2 separate regions of the Mus musculus genome follow, and region 2 is linked to region 1. Evidence: chromatin loops called from intact Hi-C (ENCODE). Cell type or tissue: heart. All regions are shown on one strand.

Region 1 (8,000 bases):
TGTTTCACAGCCATTTCCCCTGTTCCCAGAGTGAGGCTCTTATCTGTAGAAGCAGGCAGAAGAGAAGCACAATCATTTCTTACTGCTGCCTTTGCTTTTTTTCCTCCCAAAGAAAGGGCAGGGATGAGTCATAGGTGTCTGACTTTTCCATGGTAACAGGGTGGGAGGGTACAGTGTCTGGTCACTAGCTTCATGGATGCTGACAACTTAGCCAGGGGGCATCAGTTAGTGTTAGGTATGAGGTGGTCAGCCTTGGTGTGGCCTAGCATTCACGGAGCCTTCCGTGAGGTGGCAGTTTTGTAACTCCGGTGACTTCCTGATTGCATTTCCTTTATGTTCTTTAGAGGCCAACATTATTATCAGGTTCCTAATTTTTCGATTTGCCTCAGAACTGCTTTAGTGTTTTAGTGTAGCTTTAATTGCACTGTTTTTGTTGTTGTTGTTGTTGATTTTTTTTGACCCTGGTCCTCTAAACCTGCCCCAGAGCCACTGTTTTACCATTCCTTCCAAGATTGTCTAAGCTGTTAAATGCTGGATGGCGCATGGGCTTTAATAGGAATGACTGATTACAGTCTTTTTAATAATTCCTTCATTGGCTATAGAATTATTGAAATTTTATTGTAACACCAGAAGTGTCCCATAATGAGATTACATTTTGCTCTTCTCAACGTATTTTTCAATATAATAAAATTTCCCCTAATCCAGCTACAATTTCTGCCCCATAAGGTTGCTGGCATTTTTTTCTTTGTGTTTTCTCTCTTTAACACGCTTTTATTTTTATGTACTACCTGTGAGATAAAGTTTGGCATTTTATCATTTATGGTTTCCTAGGGTCATTTTTTTTTTAAATTTATTGGATATTTTCTTTATTTACATTTCAAATGTTATAACCCCTTTCCTCGTTTCCCCTCCGAAAACCCTCTAGGGTCATTTTGAATGAACAAGTATCTGCAGATGATCCAAATTTAGGACATAGTGTGCCATTTTGCCTGTAACACTATCAGGGAAATCTGGAAGTCATTTATGCGCAAGGCAAGGGTAACCACACACGCAGTTATTGTTGCCTTCACAGAATCAGAGATTATGCTCTGTGTGTGGCCGTTGCTATAAGCTAGGCAGGTAAAGTGCTCCACCAGGCTGGTTTTCATGATGTGCAGGGGTGGGGTTGAGGGGTGGAGTGAGAGTTTCAGGTCCCAGCACACTTTCCCCTTTATGCCTTTCTGGGCTGTGAACTTGATGAGGGTCTTAGAAATCAGATGCGTTCGGCCTGGTGGGCTCTGCTCTCCTCTCCTCATTCCCTGTGGGATGTTAGCATTTTGACGACAAAAAGCCCCACTGGCTGTCCTGTTTGATCATCCTCAGTATTTCTTCTGATGATACCTTTCTGGAAGTTCCACTTGGACTTTCTCGAGCTTCATCCTCTGTGGGGAGCGGGGCAGAATATTTTCAACTATTCCAGGTTGGGCAGCATCAGCACAATTCGAAGGAAGGTGGAAGGCGATCAACTTGCAAGTCATCCTGGATGCCATCACCTACCTGAGAGGTCACACCCTGTGTATTAGGGCTGGTCTCTCTGTGTCTTGAGCAGCTGAGAGACTCAAACCCTCATTGCCAACTTTGTTTATTCTCCTGGACAGCAACAGCTTCCTGATGCTTGTTGGTTCCAAAGGCACCAAAGCAAAAACCCCCATGTTTACTCTGAACGTTTTGATGTGATTCTCTAGAGTCGATTCACTCTCAACTGCTTTTTCAGCAAACAGCGTCTGCATGTTGAGCAACTCAAGCATCTTGCCCTTTCATTTTGGTCACAGGTCTTGTTCAAAATTCCCACAAAGTGTCGTGTTGCAACCGAGGACAACCGTCTCAAAATGATTTTCAACGCAGGAGAAAGTCTCCGTTTCAGCCGCCAGGGTCGGCTGACTCCTCTTGGAGATTTATCGAGTCGTAGCTGTTGTACAGTTTGCCTGGACTCTGTAGCTTCCCATTGGAGAATATGATAAATAAGTAAGTTTGCAGCACCTCTGCTGCCCTCTGGCGGATCTGACTGGCGAGCCGGGCAAGCGTCGCTGCAATCATGAGCACATTCAGCTCATATGGAGCCCCATCATTCTAAAATAATCTACACTAAAAAGAGATTTATTCACTTTATAGGTATGATTGTTTTGTCTGCTTGCCTGCGAGGACATCACGTGCGTGCTTTTTGCTAGCTGAGGCCGGAATAGGTGTCAGATCCCCTGGAACTGGAGCTACAAACGGTTGAGTTGCTTTGTGGGTGCTGGGAATCGAACTTTGCTCCTTTAAAAGTGCAGCAAGCGCTCTTGACCACTGAGCCATCGCTCCATCCCTGCAGACTCTCTCTCTTTTCTTTCCTTCCTTCTGTATGTATGTATGTATGTATGTATGTATGTATTTATGGCATTCTGTCTCCTAAGGAAATAGAGCAGCTACAGGCTGCGACCTAGAGTCACGTGGACAGGACAAAATACACATCGGTGTATTTTCCTTGTTTTCCAATTGGGGTCATTACCTTAATTTTCGCATAAGACAGAAGCAGTCACTTTCTCTTAAAAACATTATGTTCGTTCTACTGATATGCATATATAATTTATGCCTTTGCTTCATAAATAATTTTTAAATACTTGAAAAAAGAATAGCATTACTATTTTCAGAGATACTGTATAGATGGGCGGGTTGCAGCTGACGAATCTGCGTAGTGTACTCTGCTCAAAACGCCAGCAATTTCTACCTGTAATCCTTTTTAAGTATTACCTATTAATCCGTAGTAGAACTGCTGGGATGTATTATACATTTATCTCAAGGAGCACAGGTGGTGCTCAACACCTGCTTTCTAAATACGAGCAGTCATAGACGCAACAAACTGTCTGAAGAAAGTAGAACAGGAGAGTCCACACAAAGCCCGGACAAGTCGACCGGCGAGGGGAGTGGCGAAGGGTGAGAGGCGTGGCGACCGGCGAGGGGAGTGGCGAAGGGTGAGAGGCGTGGCGACTGGTGAAAGGCGTGGCGACGGGTGAGAGGCGGGGCGATGAGTGGGAGGTTGAGACGCGGGCGGAAGAGCAAGGCGCGCTGGGCAGGAGGGCGGGGCGAACTGAGAAAGGCGGGTTGATAGGTGAGTAACAGGCGAATGGGCGGGAACAAGAGCCGGAGTCTTTAAAAAACGCCAATTAACGGCCGGCTAAGCTAGGCTTGTGCGCAGGCGTGGCTCGTTTGACTTTTATTCATTTATTTTTCTTGGTGGCTGCTGTTTATTTACGGCTGAGTGTTAAGTGCGGGTCGCGCAGCTCTGGGGACGCCTCCGTCCGCAATCTTACTCTAACCCTCCTGGAACCCTGGCCGGCTTGGGTTTCCCTCTCAGGCCTCCGTTTGACCTAGTGGGCCGGAACCATGGCCTCGTTCCATCTGGTAAGTGCGGGTCTGGATCGGGCCTGCGCGATGCGTCGCTCGCCCTGTGCTGGACCGGGTGCATATCCGGCTTGTCGGGGTGGGGTGGGGTGAGGCTTGTGAGGGGTGCGGAGGCTTGTGAGGGGTGCGGAGGGATCGGGTAGCGGGTGCCTAGTCCCGCCTGTCTGGGTGGGGTGGGGCTTGTCTGGGGTGGCTTAAAAGCTGCACAGGTAACAAATCAGGTGTGCTGGTGTACTGGTAGTGGAAGTAACTGGACTGTTACTGGTTCACGTCGTAAGCTCATCCATCCGTGCCTGCTCCCCCCCCCCCCCCCCGGAAGAGATTCCTTCATTTCTACATTTCAGCCTTTTCCCGTTTTTCAGTCTTCCAAATACTCATGACTATTGTACAAGCCAGTCTTGATGGTCTGGAAAACCTCGAGTATTAATTTCGAAATACTATTTTATGTGAAGAGTCTAATATTTATGGGACACCTGTTAATGATAAAGCTTTATACAAGGCAATCATATTTTAAAAGGTGCCAGCTTTGAATGTTTGATGTGGGCCACGACTTGCCACTTTATGTCTCTTGACACACTTGATATTCATTCCAAGTTTTGTATGATTACTATGCCCTATTTCCTCCCTAACTCAGCAGTTCAATTTATCTTTGAAAGAAAACCTTCGTTGATGGTTTCTATCATGTAGTTGTGTGTGTGTTTATGCATGCTTAACATGTATGAAAAGACAGTTTAGTCGAGCATCGAACTTTTTATACAGAAGAATAACAAGAACCAAGGCGAGATACATCCACCGAGTTACAGTGACACAAAACATAAGGAATGTATACATCAAAAGAAGGCAGGGACCAGGCCACTGCCACTAAGAAGGGAGCCTGGTGTAATGCTAGTCTATTTATTGTTAAGCCCACCACTAGGGGTTCTTAGTAAATGCCTGATTATGTTGTTTCTTTTGGACCTAGTGAAGAAACCTGTCTCGGGGATTCCCTAACTCTTTCATGGTAAACCCACCTATTCCCTAGGCCAGTGTGAATTAGAAGTAAATTTGAATGTTACTGAATAGATAACCTTCTTACTGAATTCCAAGTTTGTCGGCTTCAAGGATTTTTTGGGATGTCGGAACACTGGCGAAGGCTTAGTTATGTCAGAATTCAATCTTTAAAGGCACTTATAATAAAATAATACTAAAAGAGAACACATGGATCCATACACCAGACTAACGTGGGGATAGGGTATGAGTATATGGGTTATGAGAATGCCAAGATACCAGGAGGTTGGGATTCCTTGAAACTCTTTGCCTTGTGAGTGCTTCCAGGCCTCTCGGAGTGTGTGTAGCACCTCCTGATTCATTCTATCCTCTACTCTTAGACAAGAGTCCCTGAGCTCTGTCTGATATTTGACTGTGATCTCTGAGTTTGTTTCCATCTGTTGCTGGATGAAGCTTCTCAGGAGACAGTTATAGTAGGTTCTATTGGCAAGCATAGCAGAGTATTAATAATAGTGTCAGAGATTGGCTCTCTTGAATGGGGTGGATCTCAAGTTGGGCCAGTCATTGGTAAGCTGTTTCCTCAATTTCTGCTCCATCGCTCTATCTTTATCTCTGTACATCTTGTGTATGTAGGCAGGGCTAATTTCAGGTTTTGTGAATGGGTTGGTATCCTTATCATTCCACTAGGGGTCCTGTCTGATAGGATGTGGCCACTTCAGTTTCCATATACCCTACTGCTAGGAGTTTCAGCTAGGGTCACCCCCATAGACTCCAGGGAGTGTTGTGTGCCCCACCCCACCCCAGTTCTCTAGCTAGCCCCAGAGATGCCCCCCACCAGTTTCTGTTCACTTTCCCAGCCAACCCTATGCATCCTCCACTCTTCCCACACCCAATCCCCATTTCTGTTCTCCTCCCCTCTCCCACCCAGTTCCCTGCCTCCATCCATCTCTATATTATTTTCCCTTTTGAGTGAGTCATGCATCTTCCCTTGGGCACTCTTTATTACTTAGTTTCTTTGGTCTGTGGATTGTAGCATGTTTATTTTGTACTTTATGGCTAATATTCATTTATGAGTACATACCATGCTTGTCTTTCTGGGTCTAGGTTACCTCACTTAAGATATTTTCTAGTTCCATCCATTTTCCTGTAAATTTCATTATGTCTTTGTTTTTAGTAGCTGAGTGGTATTCCATTGTGTAGATGTACAACATTTTCATTATCCATTCTTCAGTTGAGGGACATTGAGGTTGTTGCCAGTTTCTGGCTATTATGAGTAAAGCTGCTATGAATGTAGTTGAGCAAGTGTCCTTGTGGTATGATGGGGGCATCATTTGGTATATGCCCAGGAGTGGCATATATAGCTGGGTCTTGGAGTAGAACTATTCTCAGTTTTCTGAGAAACTAACACATTGATTTCCAGAGTGGTTGTAATAGTTTTGCATGCCCACCAGCAATGGAATTCTTCTTTTTCCACATCCTCGCCAGCATATGCTATTTCTCATTTCTTTTCTTTTCTTTTTCTTTTCTTTTCTTTTCTTTCTTTTTTTTTCTTTTTTCTTTTTCTTTTTCTTTTTCTTTTTTTTTTTTTTTTTTTTTTGAGATAGGGTTTCTCTGTATAGCGCTGGCTGTCCTGGAACTCACTTTGTAGACCAGGCTGGCCTCGAACTCAGAAATCCATCTGCCTCTTCCTCCTGAGTGCTGGGATTAAAGGCGTGCACCACCACACCCGGCTTCGTGTGCTATTTCTTGAGTTTTTTATTTTAGCCATCGATGGGTGTAAGATGGAATCTCAGAGTCGTTTTGATTTGCATTTCCATGATGATTAACGACATTGAACATTTCCTTAAGCACTTCTTGGCCATTAAGAGATTGAGAATTCTCTGTTTAGCTCTGTACCTTATTTTTAAATTGGGTGATTTGGTTTGTTGGTGTCTAATTTCTCAAGTTCTTTTTATATTTTGGATATTAGTCCTCTTGTCAGCTATAGTGTTGGTGAAGATCTTTTCCCATTCTATAGGCTGCCATTTTGTCCTATTGATGGCGTCTTTAGCCTTGCAGAAGCTTTTCAGTTTCCAGGGCTTAAAGCTTGGAATGTGGGTGGCAAGCTCCTTCTTAGTCATCTTGCCTGCTTCTAGGGTGCTTTATAGTATTATACTGGACAGTTGATAGACACTTGTCCAATGAGTGCATGAAAATATGTTCTCTTATTAATTATGTATTGTACTGGAATTATTTGAAGATGAGTTGTATTTGATTATATTTTAAAAAAATTGATAGTTAACTTTTCTTTCAGGATCATCTAAAGAACTACCACAGAAGATATTGCCGGTCTTCCAGGTACCATTTTTATACTTGAACTTTTAACGTGACTTATTTTCATCTTTACAAAATGGATTTGAAGATAAAAAAGTTGTTACCTTGGACTGATTAATTTCTATGCCCACTAATTGTTTGGTCTTTTAATTATTTTATATAAGAAAGAAATATTAACACAAGTTGTATAATAACTTAGTGGAAGTAAGAAAAAATACTTACATAGAATCATGAACAAGAAGCATTGAACACTGAATTTTTTTTTCCAAATTTTTATTAGGAATTTTCTTCATTTACATTTCAAATGCTATCCCGAAAGTTCCCCATACCCTCCCCCCCCACCCAACTCCCACTTCTTGGCCCTGGTGTTCCCCTGTACTGGGGCATATAAAGTTTGCAAGACCAAGGGGCCTCTTTTCCCAATGATGGCCGACTAGGCCATCTTCTGCTACATATGCAGCTAGAGACACGAGCTCTGAGGGTACTGGTTAGTTCATGTTGTTGTTCCACCTATAGGGTTGCAGACCCCTTTAGCTCCTTGGGTACTTTCTCTAGCTCCTCCATTGGGGGCCCTGTGTTTCTTCCAATAGCTGACTGTGAGCATCCACTTCTGTGTTTGCCAGGCCCTGGCATAGCCTCATGAGAGACAGCTATATCAGGGTCCTTTCAGCAAAATCTTGCTGGTGTATGCAATGGTGTCTACGTTTGGAGGCTGATTATGGGATGGATCCCTGGGTGCGGCAGTCTCTAGATGGTCCATCCTTTCGTCTCACCTCCAAACTTTGTCTCTGTAACTCCTTCCATGGGTGTTTTGTTCCCAATTCTAAGAAGGGGCGAAGTGTCCATACTTTGGTCTTCGTTCTTCTTGAGTTTCATGTGTTTTGCAAATTGTATCTTATATCTTGGGTATCCTAAGTTTCTGGGTTAATATCCGCTTATCAGTGAGTACATATCATGTTCTTTTGTGATTGGGTTACCTCACTCAGGATGATACCACCCTCCAGGTCCATCCATTTGCCTAGAAATTTCATAAGTTCATTGTTTTTAATAGCTGAGTAGTACTTCATTGTGTAAATGTACCACATTTTCTGTATCCATGCCTCTTTTGAGGGACATTTGGGTTCTTTCCAGGTTTTGGCTATTATAAATAAGGCTTCAATGAACATAGTGGAGCATGTGTCCTTATTACCAGTTGGAACATCTTCTGGATATATGCCCAGGAGAGGTATTGCAGGATCCTCCGGTAACACTATCCAATTTTCTGAGGAACCGCCAGACTG
Region 2 (8,000 bases), 130 kb before region 1:
ATAAATCCAATCCTCAGCGCTGGTGAATAAAATGTAATTAATTAATTTTTAAAGATATAACACTAAAATATTTGGGTCTATAAATGAATGAAAAAAATAACTTTAATCTAGAAGGCAGAAAGGCAGTTAGCTTTCAAGGGTTCAGTATAATGAATAAATGTAACATTTAAAGTTTGTTTTAACTGTCAAATAATAATTGTGCGTATCTATATGACACAATGTGATAGTTTAATAGTTGATGCACCATATTTATAAAAATTAGATGGGGGAATTAGAACAATTATAACTTCAATCTAAAGTGACTTTTTAAGACAAAATATTTTAACAAAATATATGTAGGTTCTGAGATGAACGAGACAAAAAAATAACATTGAGTCATCTAGCAATGACAGGGCTAAATGAGTGTAGGATGACTCTGCTAACAGGACCTGAAACCCCTCACCTGTTGTCTTGCATAGTCCAGGATGGCCTCAGATTAGCTAGGTAGCAGAAGATGAACTTGAACTTGTGATCCCCCTGCCTCTGTTTCCTGTGTGTAACACCGAATCTGGTTTTTGTCATGATGGGGATCAGACTCAGAGCTGTGTACCTGCTAGCCATACTCTTTCAGTGTGCAACTTTGAAAACGTTACTTAAGCCTGGTGTGATAATATGTCCTTTTAATACCAGCATCTCGGAGGCTGAGGCAACAGGAGAGAAAACACAAGGTTACCATGGCTAGATGGCTCCAAACAGACAAATATGTAAATGCATAAGCCATGTTAAGAATGTTATAGTTTATGTAAAACAACACGCTATAACTCTTTAATTTTAATGATTAAGTTAGTATTCATTTCTGTCTCTTATTTTTTCTTCATAACAAGGTTTTTAAAGCTAGCAAGAAAAAAAACTGGAAAATGAAGATTTTTTTTTCCTTTAGGAAAGAGTTAAAGACAATGATTACATAGAAAAATTACTTGCATCTTTCAAAAATTTAGCTTGCACTCTTACTAAGTAGTCAACTTTCTCAAGGTGACCCTGATCACAAAGCTACACTACATACTGAAATCTCCTTGTGCCAGAATATGATAACTCAAGTCTTAAACTTATCATTTCTGAAAGTAAGTTAGAAGGGGAAGAAAGGAGGAAAAGGAGAAGAGGGAGACGGGATGAGATACTTAAGCAGACAAGCATCGGGAAGAGCTCTTATGACCATACATTTCCTAATTTGGGTGCGGCTGCACACCATTAAAAGTCACATTCCTTAATGAGAGTCATCTAAGACCACAATGTGCAGAGTCACAACGAATTTACAGGAAGAGTTCGTGCTCCTGGCTTACCTTGTTCATGCGGAGTATTACCAAAACAGTGTTTAAATCCTGTAGTTGACACAAGCCTGTAGGCAGGAAACATGGGACACTCCTTAGTTTTTGGAGTAAGGAAGTATGGTTAGATGATATGCAGAGACTTGCCTTGACACATGAGCTAATTTACTAAGTAAAATGCACTTCTAAACTTGACAAGCAGCTTAAATTCAATAAATACTTACCTCCCATGAGCAATAGACCAAGCATTGTTTAAGGAACAATATTAGCGTGCTAGGCTCAGTAGTTGCAATAATAAGATCATAAATAATAGTTGAAGACAAAATTATGTGAAGAATTATGCTAAATGCCTTTATATGGAATACTTCGTGAATGTTCCCAACAACGATATAAATTATGTATATTGTTCTTAGTTTTCACATGAAGAAATTGAGCCCATGAGTACTAGATGAGATGCCCAGGGTATTCTGATGAGTAGAAATTTTAATATAATACAATTAATTCTATAGGCAAGGTATAAATTACACTACTCCATTTGTTCAGATGGCTATTTACCTATCCACATCTAGGAATCCAATTACTATTGGACATAGTTAAAAAATAAGCATAAAAATTACATTCTTTTGGCATGTGCATGGAAATCTTTACCCATATGATATAGAAATAAATATATAAAGAAGACATACATTTAGTGCTGTGTGTGTGTCTGTCTGTGTGTGTGTGTGTCTGTGTGTGTGTGTGTGTGTGTGTGTGTGTCTGTGTGTGTGTCTGTGTGTGTGCAATTTCAGGGATGAGCCTGTACTTGGTACTAGATACAAACAGGAGACTCACCCCTTAGAAAGACTAATTCTCCTTCTCTCTGTTGTTAATTGTCTGTGGTTCTTTGTTTAAGAGTGGGAGCTATGAGCTCTCCCCCTTCCAAATTAATGTGTCTATTGATATCATTTTCAGGCCTTTTTTATGCATCTCTGTCGTTAAGGTATCATGGGTGTAGTGAACCTATCATTTCCAGGAGACAAACTCCCACAACAGACTTCTTGGTCCTTCTTCCCACCCCACCCCCACCCCCCGCAGGATAACATCAAAACTTTACTGACCTTTCAAACCACAAATTGCTAATTAAGCGTCAGGATTAAAATAGTCCGTACTCTGGTTAAGACTTAGCACTCAGAACCAGAGATCTAGGGTTTGGCTGTGAAAACCCTCTGCAAGCCTCGACACACGTACACCGTCCTCTTTGTTAGTACCTGCAGTTTGTCCCAGGCACTTCCCTGTACTCTAATTTCTCTGCTTAAAGAAACCCAAACATGACATGGTGGCATACCTGTAGTCTCAGCACATGAGAGACGGAAATTTAAGAGGTTAAAGGTCGCCATTGATAATACCTCTATCCAAAGCCAAACCAAAAATAGAATTCCATGTAGCTCAGGGCTCTGCACAGGTTATTGTCCCATTAAATGTCCACTCTGTAGACAATAAGCACACAGTGAGGCCTGGCACCAGACTTGATATCCTAAGGGCCAGGGATCTGTGAATGGTGCCCACAGCACTTGTAGTCAGAGCATTTAATTACTACACTCCAGCACAGTAGGCAAAGTCTAGCCCACAGGAAGGAAAACTTAAAGTTACAAATGTATATAAGGGGAAAAAGTATACAGTTTGTATTTATGGATGTATGACTATGTACTTATGGGTACAAAGAAAAGTGTGCCTCAAATGTTCATAATAACTATGATTGGGCTCCAGCTAGCGTTAGCTTCATAAGCACTAGTCCAGGGGCTTTGCAGGAAACAACTCCATCGTCATGACAATGCCACCAGAAAGAGTCTATTATGAATTCTACTATATAGCTGAAGAAACTGAAGTTTAAAAAAAAAAAAAAACACTAAAAAAACTAAAAAACTAAACCCACATTTAGGGAAATTTAAGCTGTGAGCTGTAGTTGGTTTGGTAAACTGCAGATAGAAGATCATATTCTAAGAACAAATTCATCTCTTCAATTGCCTCCAAAAACAAGAAACAGAATGTTCTGGATTATAGCAAAATGAAACAAACACTGATAAGACTGTGAGTCATGGAGAAGGGAAAAAAAAAATAAACAGAAACTGAAGACAGGATCCAAGGACAAAGGAACCGCTGAGAGAGAAGTGGGTCTCTGTGTTAATCACCGGAATGAACACAGTGCGGGGGTGGAGGAGATCAAACCAAGGCTAAAAGAAATGAAATTTACAGGTAATATTTGAATCTCCATATACCTTCCTGAACTTCTAGTGTAAAAATAATTAGTCTGTATGTATTATGATTATTACATTAAATCCATATTATCCACTTATTACATTCCCAGACGTGGACAAAATATCATATTCAAGAAGAAGTAAGTATCTTCAGTTGCTTGTGAGGAAGGGAAACCTTGGGTTCTTGATTGTGGTAAAACAGAGACTGACAGAAACAAGAATAAGAGAGAAAAATATATATTGATCTGCTTTAAAACTGCGGCTTAAATCAAGCCAAGGCAAAAAGGCCTATGAGATAACAATCAACTCCGATTATAACGTAGGGGAAAATCAACCTGGATCTTAGGATAAAAGTAGCTGACTCCTTTGGGGCTGCTGGTTTGGGGATGATGGTATGATCCTTTGCTGCCCTCTAGTGGATTAATTTAAACTTTATTGTCCGCTTGACAAAAGATCTGAAATTGAAATGTCAATGTTGTAAGTACAAATATAAGATACAAATTGTTTCTCTATTCCACAAAGAAAAAGCATTTTTCATAATCCTTTTTGTAAAAAGCACACTCCACTTCTACCCCATAACCTTCCAGAGTAAAGAAATCCAGAACGAACTGCAAAGAAAACTAAAATATCTTATTCAATGGAAAAAATATAGCATATTAGCCACCATTTGATTATATCAAAAGCATTTGTTCAAATTTACTTGCTATAGATTTTTTTAATGTGTTTCTTCTCTTCTTTGTATCTGCACAATGTTACCAAAGGATGCTTGAAAATGACAAACATTTTTTAAAATGTGCTTTATGGGTCAAAAAAAAAAAAAAAAAGAATGCATGTCTACTAGAATTTTGATTTTTGTTTTGTTTTGTTTTGTTTTTTGGGACTCGGTTTTATTTGTGTGCGGTATGCTCATGGAGGCCACAAGAGGGCACTAGATCCCCTGAAGCTACAGCTTAGGGCAGTTGTAAGCTGGGAACTTCAGCACTGTTAAGTATCCAACACTCCAACCCTGGAGTTCATTTTCGAATATGACTTACAACGTTTTCATGAATGTATTCAAGCTGGGTTTTTTTTTTTTTAATTTAAAATAAAGACATCATTTTAAAAGAGGATTTCACACTCAGAGCAAGGTTGCAAGGGCTTGACGATTTCTTGGCTACCTTTAACCTATATGTCACCAAGTATTAACATTTTCTGTGCTATTCTGTCCTACTGCTGTAAAAAGACACTGTGACCAAGGCAACTCTTTAAAAAGGAAGTGCTGGGCTGGGGCTTGCTTGCAGTTTTCGAGAGCAGGTCTATGATCTTCTCGGTGGAAAGCGCGTAGGCGTCATTCTGGAACAGGAGCTGAGAGTTTGTCTGTAGTCAGCAGGCAAAGATTTGGGGAAGGACTAGGCCTGCAGTGGGCTTTCGAAACCTCATAGTCCACCCTCAACAATGCACTTCCTCCAGCAAGACCGCATCCCTCCGTCCTTGCAAACAGTCTACCCGGGAGTAGGGTTGCAAATAGAAGCGCCTGTGAGGGCCATTCTCATGCAAACCACCACAGCTGTCGCCGCTCTTCAATGGTTGCGAGTTGTTTAAAAGTTGGGGATATGGTATTTCTTTACCAAGTGTTGACGACGAGATCTCATACACCCCCACAACAGGGGTATTAAAATGAGGAATTAGCCCCTAGAAGGTACTATCATCTAATCTATATGCCCAATTCAAATTTCATCTGTCGTCCTAATTGGTTTCCTGCTCTTGAAAAAAAAAATTGTACTTAAATAACTTTTAAATAATGTATTTTGATCGTGTTTCCCCCTCCCCCAATCCTCCCAGACCTTCCCCAATTTCTGATCTTTTTAACAAAAGGAAACACAAGGCTAAACGGTGGTTTCTATGCCATTACCGAAGTCCCTTTCCCTGGAACTGTTCCTGTCTCCTTCCATGTTTTATAAGAGTGATACTTTTGAAGACAATGGGCCATTTGCAAATTGCTCCCCACTTTAGGTTTATCTATACTATAGCTTAAGTAAGCACACTGAAGATGTAATGTTGGTTTCATCTCAATGCATTGTCTAAGGAGACAAATGATGTCAACTTGTCCTCTGATGGTAATTACATGGTTATTTCTCCATTATAAAGTTGTCTTACTCTTTATGATGAGTAAGTGTCTAGGAGGTGATACTTTGATATTTTCTCAATGTCCTATTCTCAAAATTTCACTGATTATTTTTTGCCAATTATTGATGATTTTTGCTGAAGCCGGTATTACAGTGATTGGCAAACAACTCCACTGTATTTATTCCCTTTACTTTATAAGCATCCTATATTAAAGAAAAGCTTTTAGTTATGCCCATTTTTGTTTTGTATAATTTACATCCACGTGGGTTCATGGATTCTTGCTTTGTTTGATAGTTTATCACTACTTTTTGTTTGTTGGTTTTTAAACAGAGTCTTGCTGTGTGGCTGTGGCTGGCTTGGAACATATGAATCCTGAGGTCTGCTTGCTGGAATTGGAGGACTGTGCCACCAAGTCCTGTTTTTTATCATTACTTTTGATTAGTTTCTTTCTTGTTGTTTGATTATTAAACTGTCTCGGATTTCTCCAGCTGGATTTTAGTCTCTCCTTCACACCCAAGTCTTCTCTAGACAGTTCTGGACACTTGCAAGGCCATCTGAAGAACATACTGTATTTTGTCTGCCTCAGGCTTTGGTCCATCCACTCCAGCAAGCACTAGATTCTTTTGGTAAAAGAAGGAATTTGGAAACCAAGCTTCAACCCGCCCTCTAGTGCAGAACTGAAATAAATATAAACATATAAATACACAGACACAGTCACAAATAGGCTCTTACCTACTCTTACTGCTGTATAGTCTCCCATCATTCACTCAGCCACTGTTCTGTAAAAGGTCATGTCGATTATTCTGACACTTCTTGGTTCCCAATAACGCGCCATCAGCGAAGGATCTCCTGCACAATTCTTTCCACGTAATGGTTTTATGGACGTATGTTGAAAGTAAATCTCTGGGTATAGGATTGATGATGAATAAATGCTGTCTTAGAATTGTCCAGAGGAATAGAATCAATAAAATGTATCTAGAACTCTAAGAGAGGATTCTTAGACCGGCTTATGTGGGGCTCTTTTTGACCACCGCAGCCAGAAGAGTAATGATCTACCAGAGAGAAGAAAGTAGCTCTCTCTGTTCTGTATAACTCATTAGCTGATTCAAACTTCACGAGTCTGATCCCCGACTGGAAGAGTAAAAAAACAGAGCAGAACTTGGCGAAAATGTTTCTGGTGATTTACCATGGGGAAATTGGATTACCTCTTCACAATGGTGGTAAGCAAGATTATGTCTGGAGTGTAGGAGATCCCTTAGGGTGTCTCTTAGTACTACCATGTCCTGTGATTAAAGTCAATGGGAAACTACAACAGCCTAATCCAAGCAGGATGACAAAGGACGAAGACCCATCAGGAATGAAGGTATGGGTCAATCCTCCAGGAAAAGAGCCAAGACCTGCTGAGGTGCTGGCTGAAGGTGAAGGAAATACAGAATGGGTAGTAGAGGAAGGTAGTTATAAATACCAATTAAGGCCACGTAACCAGTTGCAGAAACGAGGATTATAAAGTAATATGAAGGCCCCATTGTAAATTTACAAATGCGTTTGAGATTGTACGAGGGATAGTTATATCATGTTAGGCGTATTCACAACCTTGTTATTGTTTCATGTGAACATGAGATATTATTTGTGTCAAGTTGACAAGGGGTGGATTGTAGTGGCTATTTCTGGTTGTCAACTTGACTATATTTGGAATGAACTACAATCCAGAATTGGAAGGCTCACCAGTGACCCTTATCTGGAGGCTTGGAGATCCTTATCTGGATCTTGGTTTGGAGATCTTGAGCCATAGTGGCTATGGATTCCAGAAGATTGAATCTCCAAGTTTAAGGAACACACCTTTAATCTGGGCTACACCTTTCATGTTGACTCGATCCCATGTACAGAATGATCCCATCGAAAGTCCTCAGAATGTATATGTGAGCTTTTTCATAGAGATGGGTTCTACGGATTGACATGTGACATCTTCCATAAGGATGCATTCTAATAAATTGGCAAGCTGAGGATAAGGGTCTCAGGGAGGATTTACTCTGGTCCCAACCACACAGAAAGTACAAAGGCGCCAGGCTATTAACCACACCTACTCCACGCCTTCTGGGTGGAAATAGGCTATCTACGTTTATCCACTTGGACAGCCCCATGTGTTTAACATTCCTGGCTCCCCTTGGTGCTTATCTGTGGAGCAGAAGGACCTCTGTACCTCCCACAGGCTTACCCGATCAGAGGTTAGACAATCCCACGACCTTGATCTGCAGACAGAAGCCTGGGAAAGCCAGAAACTGGAAGATTCACAGCAACAGAGACCAAGGAAACCCCACCAGTTTGAGGCGGGAGGGCTGGAAGCCAGGTGGATAGT

Evidence for each region. A loop is a pair of places that touch in the nucleus more often than their neighbours do. Peaks named below come from ENCODE experiments on the same cell type or tissue, not always from the same donor. Only the 100,000 strongest peaks of a DNase experiment are listed, where the experiment ranks them.
Region 2: a loop joins it to region 1, with 4 times the contacts of the local background. A loop is called at or near these places in 4 of 42 quality-filtered maps.

The regions. Positions count from the first base shown.
Region 1 is chr5:86,060,748-86,068,747 of GRCm38, reverse strand. Cenpc1 (centromere protein C1) reads left to right here and starts at 3,165. Exons shown (of 19, transcript NM_007683.4): 1 at 3,165-3,420; 2 at 6,701-6,744. The coding sequence starts at 3,403. In heart, no CTCF peak of the experiment used is centred here; DNase peaks (open chromatin) are centred at 2,027 and 3,097; H3K4me3 peaks cover 3,394 bases; H3K27ac peaks cover 2,172 bases.
Region 2 is chr5:86,187,452-86,195,451 of GRCm38, reverse strand. All of the region lies in intron 1 of Gnrhr (gonadotropin releasing hormone receptor), which reads left to right. Among named protein-coding and RNA genes, the nearest start is that of Gnrhr, 6.4 kb to the left of the region's middle. In heart, CTCF peaks have their summits at 3,932 (motif pointing left) and 4,462 (motif pointing right); a DNase peak (open chromatin) is centred at 4,911.